Regions from separate parts of the Homo sapiens genome. Here region 2 is linked to region 1. A link is a contact called in ENCODE Hi-C or POLR2A ChIA-PET data. All regions are on one chromosome and are shown on one strand. Each heading gives the region's core, a stretch centred on a gene start or an enhancer-like site at or near the end of the contact. The rest is flanking DNA. Distances are from core to core; before and after follow the strand shown.

The links. Hi-C counts contacts between places; a loop is a spot of excess contacts on that map. ChIA-PET counts read pairs that join two places held with the same protein, here RNA polymerase II (POLR2A). Pooled maps may share reads with other maps.
Region 2: POLR2A ChIA-PET joins it to region 1 with 12 read pairs in AG04450. The contact joins the promoter of EPHA2-AS1 here to the promoter of CASP9 in region 1. A Hi-C loop is called at or near these places in 2 of 168 maps with a recorded cell type or tissue (HCT116 and PC-9) and 8 of 50 pooled maps. POLR2A ChIA-PET finds 5 or more read pairs at or near these places in 1 of 52 experiments (AG04450).

The regions. Positions count from the first base shown.
Region 1 is chr1:15,518,401-15,525,656 of GRCh38, forward strand. It overlaps CASP9 (caspase 9), which reads right to left and starts at 5,815. Exons shown (of 9, transcript NM_001229.5): 1 at 5,669-5,815. The coding sequence starts at 5,800. RefSeq lists silencers at 5,785-6,174, 6,455-6,894.
Region 2 is chr1:16,153,229-16,160,199 of GRCh38, forward strand. It overlaps EPHA2-AS1 (EPHA2 antisense RNA 1), which reads left to right and starts at 1,987. Exons shown (of 3, transcript NR_187275.1): 1 at 1,987-2,527; 2 at 3,743-3,951. It overlaps EPHA2 (EPH receptor A2), which reads right to left and starts at 2,841. Exons shown (of 17, transcript NM_004431.5): 1 at 2,620-2,841. The coding sequence starts at 2,704.

The DNA of each region.
Region 1 (7,256 bases), core at 4,565-7,064:
TGGAAAGAAAGGCAGGATACTAATTATCCACGTACTTTTATATGGCTCTCACCTTGTCTCCCCATTTCCCAGCTACTGTAAGTCTAAACAATCAGGCACGTGGGCAGCAATGGAGCTGCAGGTGCACTGTGTGCCATTTACCAGCCTTTGCTGATCTGTTCATTATTTTGCAGGGCAAAAGATGCCCAGCACTATGCTAAGTGCTGAAAATGCTGCCATGGACAGTCTCAGTCCTTAAGGAGCAAATTTCTAATGGGGAATGCAATCAGACAAATCAGCAATGACACAACAAGAGACAAGTGCCCAGAGGGAAGCACATGGGGCTGAGGATATCATGAAGTGAATAGCGAATTCAGAGTCTTATGAGGTGGGAGGTAGATAGTGGCAAGGGACAAGGCCTTTGTGTGGCCAGGCCAAGAAATTCATCCTGAGACCTGTCAGGTGCCACCAAAGAGTTTTTTGGTTTTGTTTTTGTTTTTTTTTTTTTTTCTTGAGACGGAGTCTCACTCTGTCACCCAGGCTAGAGTGTACTGGTGCAATCTCAGCTCACTGCAACCTCCAACTCCAAGGTTCAAGCGATTATCCTGCCTCAGCCTCCGGAGTAGTTGGGGTTACAGGCACACACCACCATACCTGACTAATTTTTTTTTTATTTTTAGTAGAAACAGGGTTTCACCATGTTGCCCAGGCTGGTCTTGAACTGACCTCAAGTGATCCTCCAGCCTTGGCCTCCCAAAGTGCTGGGATTATAGGCATGAGCCACCGTGGCCAGCCATCGGTTGTTTTTTTGTTTGTTTTTTGAGGAGTCTTGCTCTGTCACCCAGGCTGGAATGCAGTGGCACCATCTCAGCTCACTGCAACCTCCACCTTTTGGGTACAAATGATTCTCCCACATCAGCCTCCCAGGTAGCTGGGACTACAGGCACCCACCACCATGCCTGGCTAATGTTTGTATTTTTTGGTTAAGACAGGGTTTCACCATGTTGGCCAGGCTGGTCTCAAAACTCCTGACCTCAAGCGATCCACCAACCTCAGCCTCTCAAAGTGCTAGGATTACAGGCGTGAGCTACCATGCCCGGCCACCAAAGAGTTTTAAGAATGGAGTGACAGAGACAGATATGGCCTTTCAAAAAGTCATCCAGGGGTCAGGGTGAAAAATGGAAAGGAGTGAGCCATAGCCAGATCAGGAGGCAGCAAAGATGGTGCAGCTAGAATAGAGAGAAGTGAAAGGACAAAGCAGAGATACAAAGAGAGAGGGTCCATAGGACATGGGCACTGACTGGGGGGACTGTGAAGACAGAGCAAGGGTCAAGGTTGACAGGCAGGCCAGGCACAGTGGCTCATGCTTGCAATTCCAGCACTTTGGGAGGCTGAAGTGGGAGGATAGCTTGAGCCCAGTTCGAGACCAGCCTGGACAACACAGTGAGACCCTGTCTCTACAAAAAATAACAAAAAAAAAGCCAGGTATGGTGTCACGCACCTGTAGTCCCAGCTACTCAGGAGGCTGAGGCTCCCAAGAGGATGGCTCGAGCCCAGGAGATAAGGCTGCAGTGAGCTGTGATAGCACCACTGCACTTCAGCCTGGGTGACAGAGCAAGACCCTGTCTCAAAAAAAAAAATTGAGAGGTGTCAGGATGGTGGGGTCAGTCACTAAGAAGGAAGAGTCTGGTTATCTGCCACCTGTCCTCAGATACCCAGCACTGGACAGGTTCTCAGGATCCACAGGGATAAGATGGCACCGTGTCCTCAACTATCCTACAGCAGCACTGTCTATGAGAACCTTCCGTGATGATGGAAATATTCTTGGTCTGTATTGTCCTATTTAGTAACCATATATCACATGACCATTAAGCACTTGGGTAGTACAACTGAGGAACTGAATTTTTGTGGGCGAAAGATTACCCAGGTGCCGAGGCAAGAGACTGAAGCCACAAACTGTTTCAGTATAATAAAGAAAATAGTTAGAATAAGAATAGTCATAATACAAATTAGGTATAGAGATGATCATGGACAATTATCAATCATTATTATAAACATTATTAATCATTAGCTTTTAATATTACTCTTTGTTGCATTGCTAATATAACTTAGGAATAACCGGCGGGTATAGGGTCAGGTGCTGAAGGGACATTGTGAGAAGTGACCTAGAAGGCAAGAGGTGAGCCCTCTGTCAGGCCCGCATAAGGGCCGCTTGAGGGCTCCTTGGTCAAGCGGTAATGCCAGTGTCTGGGGAGACACCCATTACTTAGCAGACCGCGAAGGGGAGTCTCCTGCCAGGCGCGGTGGCTCACGCCTGTAATCCCAGCACTTTGGGAGGCCAAGGCAGGCAGATCACAAGGTTAGGAGTTCAAGACCAGCCTGACCAACACGGTGAAACCCGTCTCTACTAAAAATACAAAAAAATTAGCTGGGCGTGGTAGTGCGCACCTGTAATTCCAGCTACTCAGGAGGCTGAGGCAGAACAGCTTGAACCCTGGCTGGGCGCGGTGGCTCAAGCCTGTAATCCCAGCACTTTGGGAGGCCAAGGTGGGCAGATCACGAGGTCAGGAGATCGAGACCATCCTGGCTAACACGGTGAAACCCCATCTCTACTAAAAATACAAAAAATTAGCCGGGCGTGGTGGCGGGTGCCTGTAGACCCAGCTACTCGGGAGGCTGAGGGAGGAGAATGGCATGAACCCGGGAGGCGGAGCTTGCAGTGAGCCGAGATTGCGGCACTGCACTCCAGCCTGGGCGACAGAGCGAGACTCCGTCTCAAAAAAAAAAAAAAAAAAAAGGAAAATAGCTTGAACCCGGAAGGTGGAGGTTGCAGTGAGCTGAGATCGTACCATTGCACTCCAGCCTGGGCGAAAAAGTGGGACACCACCTCAAAAAAAAAAAAAAAAGAAAGGGAGTCTCCTTTCCTTGGAGGCGTCAGGGAGCACTCTGCTCCACCAGCTTCTTGTGGGAGGCTGGATATTATCCATGCCTGCCCGCAGTCATCCGGAGACCTAAACCCCTCCCTGTGGTGCTGTGCTTCCATGGTCACGCTCCTTGCCCACTTTCATGTTCCTCCCGTACTCCTGGTTCCTGTTTGAAGTTCATAGATAGCGGTAGAAGAAATAGTGAAAGTCTTAAAGTCTTTGATCTTTCTTATAAGTGCATAGAAGAAAACGCTGACATATGCTGCCTTCTCTCTCTGCTTCAGCTACCTAAAAGGGAAGGGCCCCCTGTCCTATGATCACGTGACTTGCTTCACCTTATCAATCACTTAGAAGATTCACCCTCCTTACCCTGTCCCCTTGCCTTATATCCAATAACAGCGCAGCCAGGCATTCGGGGCCACTACCCTGTCTCCACGTCTAGGTGGTAGTGGTCCCCCGGGCCCAGCTGTCTTTTTTTCTATCTCTTTCTCCTGTGTCTTTATTTCTACGATCTCTCATCTCCGCACACGAGGAGAAAAACCCACAGGCCCTGTAAGGCTTGACCCTACCAATTTTTAGTTTTATTTAATTTTAATTACTTCAAATTTACCTTTAACGACATGTGGCTAATGGCTACTGTTGGGAACAGCACAGACCTACAGTGCCACTGAGAAGGTAAGTCTCACTAGCAGAACAGTTGGCTACATGCAAATAGATGGTGGTGTTTAGGTTTCTCTCCACATTTGCTGAACACTCCAGGAGGTCAACACTGTGTTAAATGCATTGTTTCATCTTTTTCTCCCTCAATAACTTTATAGAGTTAAATTAGAACTTCCCAACTTTTTAGGGTAAAAAATTTCAGGGAAACTGAGTCATAGGGTTTTTCTGTTTGTTTGGCTCATTGGTTGTGGTTTTTTACAACTTGCTAATATGTAACAAGGCCAGGATGAGAGCCCAGATCCAACTGGTTCCAAAACCTGCCTGTTTTTCAGCCATACTGAATGGCAAAATGGCAACCTGTGGTTCCCACAAGGTTCTTAAAAAATTTCTGAATTTGTTGCTAACATTTTAAGCCAGGGAATTTGACAGAGGAATCAAGATTTTCAGCTTCTTTTTTAAGATGTGAAAGCTGGGCCGGGTACAGTGGCTCACACCTGTAATCCCAACACTGAGGCAGGAGAATCACTTGAGGCCAAGAGTTTGAGACTCATCTAGGCAACATAGCAAGACTCCTATCTGTACAAAAAAAAAATTTTTTTTAATTAGCCAGGCATGGTGGCATGTGCCTAAAGTCCCAGCTGCTCTAAAGGCTGAGGCAGGAAGACCACTTAAGCCCAGGAGGTCAAGGTCGCAGTGAGCCATGATCTCATCCCTGCACTCCAGGCTGGGCAAGAGTGAGACCCTGCCTCAAAATAAGTGTAAGATGTGGCAATACTGGGCCATTTGTTGATATGGCCATACTCAGCTGGAGACGGAGGGCAGTGCAAAGGCTATCCACTATGACGCCCATCCATTGGTCCTCCATGGGCATTTGAGTTTGTGATCCCCGTGAACATTCCTGAAGGCAAGGACTGTGGCCTCAAACCATTACTGTTCCCCAGTAGGGGCCACACAGAAGGCACAAAACTTATTTTATTATTAATGAATAATTACTCATATGATACTCAATTATTTAAAGACTCTTTCCCTGGGCCAGGGCACTGGCCAGGGATATCCAGCCAGCCACTCACACCTACTGCACCTCATGGTAGGAAATATCTCCTGCATCCTCACAGGCCTGTGATGAGGGTCAAATGAGACAAAGATGGGAAAGTGCTTTTAAACAAAACCTCAAATGTTTGACTTCATTATTCTCCATTCTGCATCAGGTCCCCTCATTTCCAAAACCTCTTAACAAAACATAAACTGAACACAGAAGGGGCTGGCCAAAGAGGGCAGGGTACGCTGATCCCCCGCTCTGTGCCTAGCACTACAGTTTCACATCCGTTATTTCATTTAGTCCTTATGACAGTATTATTCTTATTCCCATTTCACAGCCCAGAAACTGTGGCTCAAAGAGGGTAAGTGACTGGCCCAAGAACACGCTGCCAGGCAGCCTGATGCCAAAGTGGGTTCCCGAAACCTCTATGCTAGAAAAGTAAAAACGCACACGCCTCCTTCCTCGCAAGTATTAACGTAAATTAAAATGGAGACCAACCATGAAGAATTCCTGAGCAGACAAAACCAATCAGGTATCCTAAGTGACCTAAATCTTGCTTAAACTGCAAACATAAGCAAAATTTAACTTGGGTCATATCTGATAAATGCTTATGTTAGAGAGAAATAAAACTTAAGACCAGCCAAAAGCAGTCAATTAACAGACCTTAAAAAAAAAAGGCAATTTTGTAACTGCAAACCAATCAAATAATTTCTTTATTTTGCTTCCACATTTTCCCAATAAATACTTGCCTCTGACGTTTTGTCATTGCAACACTAAAGCTCTTTCAGTCTGATGTTCTCCAATTCATGAATTGTTTCTTATTCAAAGTTCTCAAGATGTGTCTCACATTTTTCCTTTACACAAGAAACACAAGCACTAACAGTGTACGCTGACTGAGTATGGCATGGAATCGCTTTAGCGAACACCCGACTAAGAGGTGTTTGGGATTCTTTGGCTCCGCTGAGGGGTTTGAAGCCACAGGGAAGGCTAGGCTCCCGCACAACGCCTCCTCGAGGGGCGTGGGGACCCGGCCGTGCAGCGCGGGGACAGGGGGCCGGGGGCGCACCTGGATGTCCTCGATCATATGGGGCCTGAACAGCTCGCGGCTCAGCAGGGCGTCCCAGAGCTGGTCCACCTGCAGCTCTTCCACCAGCCGCAGCCGGCACCGCCGCAGGAGCCGCCGATCCGCTTCGTCCATGGCGAGTAGCCAACTAAGACTCCAGGCCGCCTCAGTCCGCTTCCGGGCCTCGGCCGCCCGCCCCAGTCCCCAGGACCCGCCCCCGCCCCAGGGCCTGCCCCCGCGTCACGGCCCCGGGTCAGTCTTCGCTCCCCACCGCCTCCGGACGCATCTCCAAGGCCTCGCCCCGCCCCCAGGAGTCGCTCTTGCGTCACCGCCCCGCCCTCAGGACGCACCTCTGCGCCTCGCCCCGCCCCCAGGGCCAAGCCTCCCATCACCGCGCCGCCCCAGAACACGCTCCGCGTCACCGCCCCGCCCCAGAACCCGCCCCACGTCACCGCCCCGCTCCAGAATCCACCACTGCGTCCCCGCCCCAGAACCCGCCCCGTATCCCCGCACTGACCTCACGTCACCGCCCCGCCCCCGCGTTACCGTCCCGCCCGCAGGACGCATCTCCAACGCCTCGCCCCGCCCCAAGGATTCGCTCTTGCGTCACCGCCTCGCCTTCAGGACGCCTCCGCGCCTCGCCCTGTCCCCAGGGTCAATTCTGGGGTCACCGCCTGTCCCCAGAACCTGCCACCGCGTCACCGCCCACTCCCCGGGACGCATCTAGAAGGTCTCGCCCCGCCCCCAGGATTCGCTCTGCGTCATCGCCCCGCCCTCAGGACGCACCTCAGCGCCTCGCGCCGACCCCAGAATCCATTCCGCGCCACCGCCCCGCCCCCAGGATTCAACCCACGCCCCCACCCCGCCCCCAAGGTCAATCTTGCGCCACCGCCCCGCCCCCAAGGGCTAGCCTCGTGCCACCGCCCCGCCTCCAAGAGCCAATCCCCTCCCCTCGCTCCACCCTCAGAATCGTCCTTGCGTCACCGCTCAGCCTCAGACTCCAGTTCGCACTCTCGCCCCGCCCCCAAAGTCAATCCTCACCCCCAGGATCCATCCTTCTGTCACCGCCCCGCCCCAAGGCGGCACCTCCGCGACTCGCCCCGCCCCCAGGGCCCCGCCCCGCCCCCGCATCACCTCCCCACTCCGGGCGCAGGTGCCCTTTTGCAATTCTGGCACCAGTTCCTGGTCCACCGCGGGCCCTTCGCCAGAATTCACTATAGCCCCGCTTTTACAGAGATCCGGAGGGAGTCGTCACACTTCCAGCAAGAGGGAAACCATGAGTGGAGCCGTGATCTGTCCCGCCCATTCAACCTCCTCCGGGGCATGGCTTCCCCTTAGCCCCCTCCTCCACCCCAAGTAAAACCATAAGCTCCCCTCACCGCCCTTGTGCCCAGATCGCAGTTGACTGTTCCAAACTCGAGTGTCTGATCCAACCAAGCCCACCTTACACAGTCTTCCATTCCCTCTTCCCTCCCTCCCACCCTAACACCTCCCACACAGAAAAAAAAAAAAACGGCAGAAATCTAGTCCTGTAAACTCCCATCGTTCTGAACGGTTCATTTTCACATTTCAAAAATAATCGTTTCTGTTT
Region 2 (6,971 bases), core at 737-3,236, 630 kb after region 1:
GCAGGACTGCCACCCACTCCCGGTCTCCGGTCCTTCTCCGCAGCCTCCGAGGCTGTGGTTCCCTCCCCGCTTCCCCCATTCCTCTCTAACCAAGACTAGCTAATCCCTAAAGGAAGCAGGGAGGTGGGGACTCTGGGGAAAACATGAAAGAAAAGGGAAAGGGGACAGAGGGCAGACTTGGCCCCGGTAGAACCAGAAACCAAGGACTTCCTGGCACTCTCCAGCCCTCTTCCCATCAGCAGCACCCCAGCTCAGCACCCCCTGCCACCCGCCCAGGCCCCTGCCCAGCTATGCCTGCTTCCCAGGAAAATCTACCATGACACCAACCACAAAGCAGGCAGGGCCTTGGCTCTGGCAGCCAAGAAGCGGGATGCTCAGGTCTGGTCCTCTGTCCAGAAGGCCCTGGTTGGCAAGGGCTCGGGCCTCCCTCAGTTTCCCCATTTGTAAAAATGAGGGCAGATTCAGTGGCTGTTGATGACCTAACAGGAGCCACGTGGGCAACCAAGTATAGCCTAGGGGTGAGGGGGCAAGAAAGAAGTCTGAAGCAGCCTGGGGGTAGGTGAAAAAGGCACCTGTGTCCTCCTGCCTGCCCCCTAAGCCACCCCCAGGCAGACCCACCACATACAGCCTGATTCCCAGGAACTGAAACCAGCAGCTGCCAGCTAGGCCATCATGCCCACCCCCACCTAGGCACACTTCTCTAGGGACTCTTTCACGGGGACTCAGAGTCGAAGCAAAAATGTACCCCCACCCCAGTGCAATACACAAGCCTTTCCCCCTGCATCCCATGGGGTGTGGGGGTGGGGTTTAATCACACAGGCTGGGGAGAGGTGGACACAGGGGACAAGGACAAGGCAGCTCCAGGCTTCCAGGCCAGCTTGGGGACTGCAGCAGCAAAGCACCCGCCTAATCCCCCACCCCCCCATGGGCAGCCGAGGAGAAAGGCCTATAGTGATTCCAGCTGTCTCTCCCCTTCTCTCCAACCACAGTCCCCCAGGAAGGGGGAGGACCAAACGTTGGTGGGGCGGATATTGAGGGTGGCAGAAATCCTTGCCATGAGCTCCTGCAACCAGAAGTCCCGGTTGAGACCCCAACCCGGGCCCTGTCACTCCAGAGACTGAGACAGGATGCCACCCCCAACACCTGCCACTGCCCAACGGCTCCAGATCCGGCCTCTTTTCCTCCCAACACAGAACAGCAAAACCTCCAAACCCAGTTTGGGAGGCAGAAAAAGAAGGAAACAGGCCGGGGGTGGTGGCTCATGCCTGTAATCGCAGCACTTTGGGAGGCCGCGGCGGGTGGATCACCTGAGGTCAGGAGTTCAGAATCAGCCTGGCCAACATGGTGAAACCTCGTCTCCACTAAAAGATGCAAAAATTAGACGCGCCTGGTGGCGGGCACCTGTAATCCCAGCTACTAGGGAGGCTTGAGACAGGAGAATAGCTTGAACCCGGGAGGCAGAGGTTGCAGTGAGCCGAGATTGCGCCATTGCACTCCAGTCTGGGCAACAAGTGCGAAACTCCGTCTCAAAAAAAAAAAAAAAAAAAAAAAAGAAGGAAACTTCTCACCGGCCCAAGTTTCCTCCCGGCTTCCCCCTTGTGGAGCCTGCGGAAACCTCGCTCTGCCCAGGCAGGAGGGGAAGCCTTGCCCTCACTGTTGGAAATTGAAGCTGGCCTGGGCTGGGTGGACAGGAAGGTCTTCGGCCAGGGCAGGAGCCCCCATCCTCGCCCTGACCCTAGCGGAGGGACAACACCCCCACCACGCACCCGCTGCGCCATGAGCAAAGTCTGCGGCCCCTCACTCGGCGCGGCTCCGGGAACACTGGGGCGGGGGTGGGTGATTCAGTCCCCCACCCCCGGGTGTCCTGACTCCCTGGTGGCCCTGGGCTGACAGCTCCACACCTTGGGAGGCCGCACCCCCACCTGCCGCATTTCCTCGTTCTGAGTCACCCTTGCTCAGAACGCTTGACTTTGGGACTTCCTGTCCGCACTCGCGGCCCCTAACCTGCCCCGGGAGCCCGGGAGTGCGGCTTGGGAAGGAGGGAAAGGAGTGTGTGAGCAGGGATTGGCCCGAACCTATCTCCACGCTCTCCCCCGGGACTGGAGGTGAAGGGGGGCGTGGAGAAAATCTCAGGGAACAGGGGCTTCGACAGGGGGCTCCCGCCCGCCCGAGCCCCCTCCCCAAAATGCGAGGCCTGCACAGTATGCCTTCTCCGCAAAACCTCGGCAAGCGGGTTAGTGAATTCAGGTCACTAAGAAGCTGAGCCCGCGGAAAGCTGCCCAAACACCCCCTTCTCTAGGGGACTCCCCACGCCCCCCGCCGGGACGCGTTCCCGAAGTCGCCGCCTGGACTGCAACCGCGTGGCCTGCGCCGCGTCCTCTTCTCCGCAGCCTCCGAGGCCCGTGCGACCAAGCTGAAACCGCTTATTCTCCGGAGCCCCTATGACCCCGGGTGGGGGCCAGGGCTCGCCTCGATCGCAGCCCGTGCGCCCTCCGGACTCCAGTTCGCCGGGACTGGGCGACACCAGGTAGGTTCCAAAGTTGCGCGCGTCAAGGAGCGCCGGGCTCTAGGGGGCACTGGGGCCCGGGGGCCAGGGGTCCAGACGCCGCGCGCACTCACCTTCCTTGCCCTGCGCCGCCGCGGCCGCGGCCAGCGCACAGCCCCACAGCAGGGCGAAGCAGGCGCGGGCTGCCTGGAGCTCCATGCCGCGCTTCTCGCTCTCGGTCCGATCCCCCCGAGCCCGGCTCCCGCACACCCGCACGCCTGCACGCCGGCCTCGGTGTCCGCTCCCGCCCGCCGGCCTGCGCGCAACTTCTGCCCCTCCTGCCCCGAGTCCTTAATGGAAGTTGGGTGAGAACCGACTCCTGTTCATTCATGCCCTGCGTGACGTCACCAACGCCCGCCCTCAGGAATGTCTTTAAAGGGGCCGGGCTGGCACCCGGAGGAGAGGGAGGGGAAGTCCGGAGGGGTTTGGAGGAGGACCTTGGGGCCCTCTGGACTCGCGGGCTCCCCGCAGGCCTTCCAAAGTTTGAGCGTCTCAAAGCGCCAGCGCCCCTACGGATTAGCCCCCAGGGATCTCTGAGCCTGGTATCCTCGGTGGAAACGTTTAATGGTTTTGCGCTGAGCCATACCCATTCTGCCCTTCACCTCTGAGACTGAGCTCAATGCGACTGAGCTCAACGCTGGCCTGAAGGTCTGAGCTGAAATGGATTGGGGGTCCAATAAGCAGTTGCCTCCTAAGCAGCAGGCCTGAGAGAGTGGCCCAGAAATAGACCTGGATGCCCTCCTTCCTAAAACCCTTGAAGAGTATATCAAGCTGCTGATGGTCAAAAAGAGTATCTCTGTTCAGAAGCCTATAAGCCTACTATGATCTGAGAATAGGTTCATTTCCTCTGGGAATGGATCAGACATGCACTATCTTATTTATTAATAATTCTCATCTGGGAGGCAGGGGTCATCATCCCCATGTTACAGAAGAGGAGACTGAGGCTCCAAGAGCAGAAACAACATGCCCAAAGGGTGCACAGCTCACGGGTAGTAGAAGCAGGATTTGAATCCTGGTGGTCTCTGCTTGAACCACTGCTTCTTTTTGGGGAAGGGGGCAAGGGGCACCCCTGGCCCCCGACCCTGGCATGGGTTGATAGGTTTTGACAGTTTGGAGGACACCTGCCTACCACCTGCCCCTTGATAAGGCCTCTTCACAAAACTTCCTCAGACATGAGCTCATCTCCCTTCCTGACAGAAGCGGCTAGTGTGAGTGAAACAAACGGGAAATTTGCTCTGGCCCGCCTGCCCAGCCACCCACGGCTGCCTGTTGGCCAATCACCATTTGACCAGTCCAGGAAGAGCAACTGTGGCAGGCCTGATTTCCTGGGAGGCCCCAGACTCCCTTTGCCTACCTCTTCCTCTCTGACCCCATCCTCGCTTTGATGCCCGGGACCTGCTACCCAGGTACGTGGGTCTTCTCTGCCGGATGTGGACATCTTGGCCTCTCGCCTTGGTGCCTACTCTTGGGAAGCGGGTCCAGACATCTCTCCTGCAGGAAGAGAGGAAGGGTTAATTACAGGCGTTGGGGATAATTAAAGCCTTTGACCAAGAGGATGGGAGGAGAGCCTTGGTCCTCTGAGAGCCTGTGAGTGTGCAAGTGCCTGTGAGAATAAGTGCATGTGTATGAGGGTGTGAGATTTTGTTGAATGTGCATTCGTGTGTATAGACATGAGAGTGTTGATGTATGTATGACTGTGTGTGAGTGTGTGTATGGACATAAGTGTTGTATGTGACTGGGCAGGGTGGCTCAGGCCTGTAATTCCAGCACTTTGGGAGGCCGAGGCAGGCAGATCATTTGAGGTCAGGAGCTCCAGACATGCCTGGCCAACATGGTGAAACCCCGTCTCTACTAAAAATACAAAAAAATTAGCTGGGCGTGGTGCCACTCACCTGTAATCCCATCTACTAAGGAGGCTAAGGCAGGAGAATCACTTGAACCCCAGAGGCAGAGATTGCAGTGAGCCGAGATTGCGCCACTCACTGCACTCCAGCCTGGGCCAGCAAGACTCTGTCTCAAAAAAAAAAAGAAAAAAGTGTTGGTATATGTGTGTATAAGTGTGTGTGCATGGGCATGAGAGGATTTGGGTATGAGTGTGTGTCTGTGTGTGTTTTTGTGGATTGTGTGGATGTGTCTAGATGTGTGTATGAGTGTGCATGTGGGTGTGAGAGATTTGTGTATGAGTGCATGTGAGTGTGGATTTGTGTATGCATGTATTTGTGAGTGTGCCATACTTCACAGTAGATGTGGAGTCAGCCCATGAGTTTCTGAACAAGTTATTTCACTTTTCTGAGCCTCAGTTTGCTCCTGGAAAGATGTAAAGCCTATTTAGGAGAGTTACTGTAAAGATCAAATAAAGTCATGCATGTAAACCACAGGGGCCAGGACTACAGAAAGCACGCATGAAATCTCAGCTGTTACTGGGTTACATGCGGTTCAGCAACAGGAAGCCACATCCGTGGAGAGCAGGGCATGTGTTGTGCCCAGGGCTCTGTGGACAGGCACATGGGGTGTGTGGATGAGTGTGAGCATGTGTGTAGTACGTGGTTTGGATAAGTGTTTTGCATGTTGTATTGGAGCCTCTGGGCTAGGGACACTGGCGTGTGTAAGACTCCATGTGAGTTGTGTGGAAGCCACTGCTTGTACATGTGTGTTACATGCCACTTGCAGGCTCCATCTGTCAGATGTGTCACTAGAGGACACACTGCAGGAGGACAGGGATGTTTGTAGAAAACAGACAGTGCCTGGGCCAGGCGCGGTGGCTCACGCCTGTAATCCCAGCACTTTGGGAGGCCGAGGCAGATAGATCACTTGAGGTCAGGAGTTTGAGACCAAGCTTGTCATCATGGTGAAACCCCGTCTCTACTAAAAATACAAAAATTAGCCGGGCGTGGTGGCGCATGCCCGTAATCCCAGCTGCTCGAGTTGGAGGCAGGAAAGTCGCTTGAACCCAGGAGGTGGAGGTTGCAGTGAGCCGAGACCGCGGCACTGCACTCCAGCCTGGGTGACAGAGCGAGAGCCAAAAACAAAAAAAGAAAACAGACAGTGCCTGATACATACTAGATATTCAGCAAGCCTCCGCTGAATGAATGAACTAATGAGTGAATGACAGTGTTGCGAGTTCTGTGTTGCGTGAAAGTCTCTGTGTGTAGTGTTGGTTGGTCCTTCTGGTGGCAAGTGTGGGTTTCCATGTGTGGCCTCAAAAGGTTGAATCCAAGCACACACACGGCAGGGGTGCAGGCAGGCCCTGATGGCTGTGGGGCGTGTGCCCAGCAGTATGTGCACAAGTTGGGGGCTGAGAGCATAGGGCAGGGTGTTGCTCATCTGCAGCATGTGACGTGAACAGAGGCCTATGGAAAGGAGTGGTATGTCAGGTGGTGGCAAGAGGGTGTTCCACCTGGCTTTTCCCTGGCTTTTAGTCACCCATTTAATGACACACCCTTCCCTCTTTTCCTGTCCGACTCAGAGTCTTTCCCGCTCTAGGTGACTGGGTGCTAAGGAGGAAAGTTCTTCAGTGAGTCTTATAAAGCGGCACCAAAACGCGGTATTTATAGTGACATAATCAGCCCTAATGGAGATGGAATTACCCCATAAAGGCCCCAAGGAGCCCTCAGGGCCTCAGCGCCACTGCAGCAGACAAGGCTCCTGTACAGGCAGGTGGAGCCCGAGTGAGTGTGTGTTTGTGTGTGACTGCCTCTCCTGCCAATCCCTGCCTCCGGCCCACCAGCCTGCTTAGGGGCCCACCTTTGCTAGGACTTAGCTGGGGCTGGGTACTGGGGGCAAGGAGATGACAAAGGTGAATGCTGAAGCCATGGCCTCACTTACCCCACCTTTGATCTGTGCCTGCCTTTGGCCAAGAGCATCAGAAAAAAAATAATGCGGCCTGGGCAATACAGTGAGACCCCATCTCTACAAAAGAAAAAAGAAAAAAAATTAGCTGGGCATGGTGGTGAGCACCCGTGGCCTCAGCTACTCGGGCGGCTGAGGAAGGAGGATTGCTTGAGCCTAGGAGGTCAAGGCTGCAATGAGCCGTGATTGCACCACTGCACTCCAGCCTAGGCAACCAAGTGAGACCCTGTTTCAAAACAAAATTTTTTTAAAAAAAGAAAAGCAAAGAAAAAAACTGTAGCCAATACTTATGAAGCACTACTATGTGCCGGGCCCAGTTCTAGGCACTTATCTGTACTGATCCACTTAGTTCTCATGACACCTTCAGGGAGGTGGCCACTGCTCCTGCCCACATTTTGCAGAAGAGCAAATTTGGAAGTAAAATTTGGAGCTGGCATTCTGGCCCAGACAGGCTAGATCCAGCGCGCACTCTCATGGGTACCTGCCTCAACCATTGCCTCTGAATTCCACTGAACCTGGAGAGCAGTGCCCCGTCCTGGAATGTGCCAACTCTCCGCAGCTGGGATCTTTAAGGTCA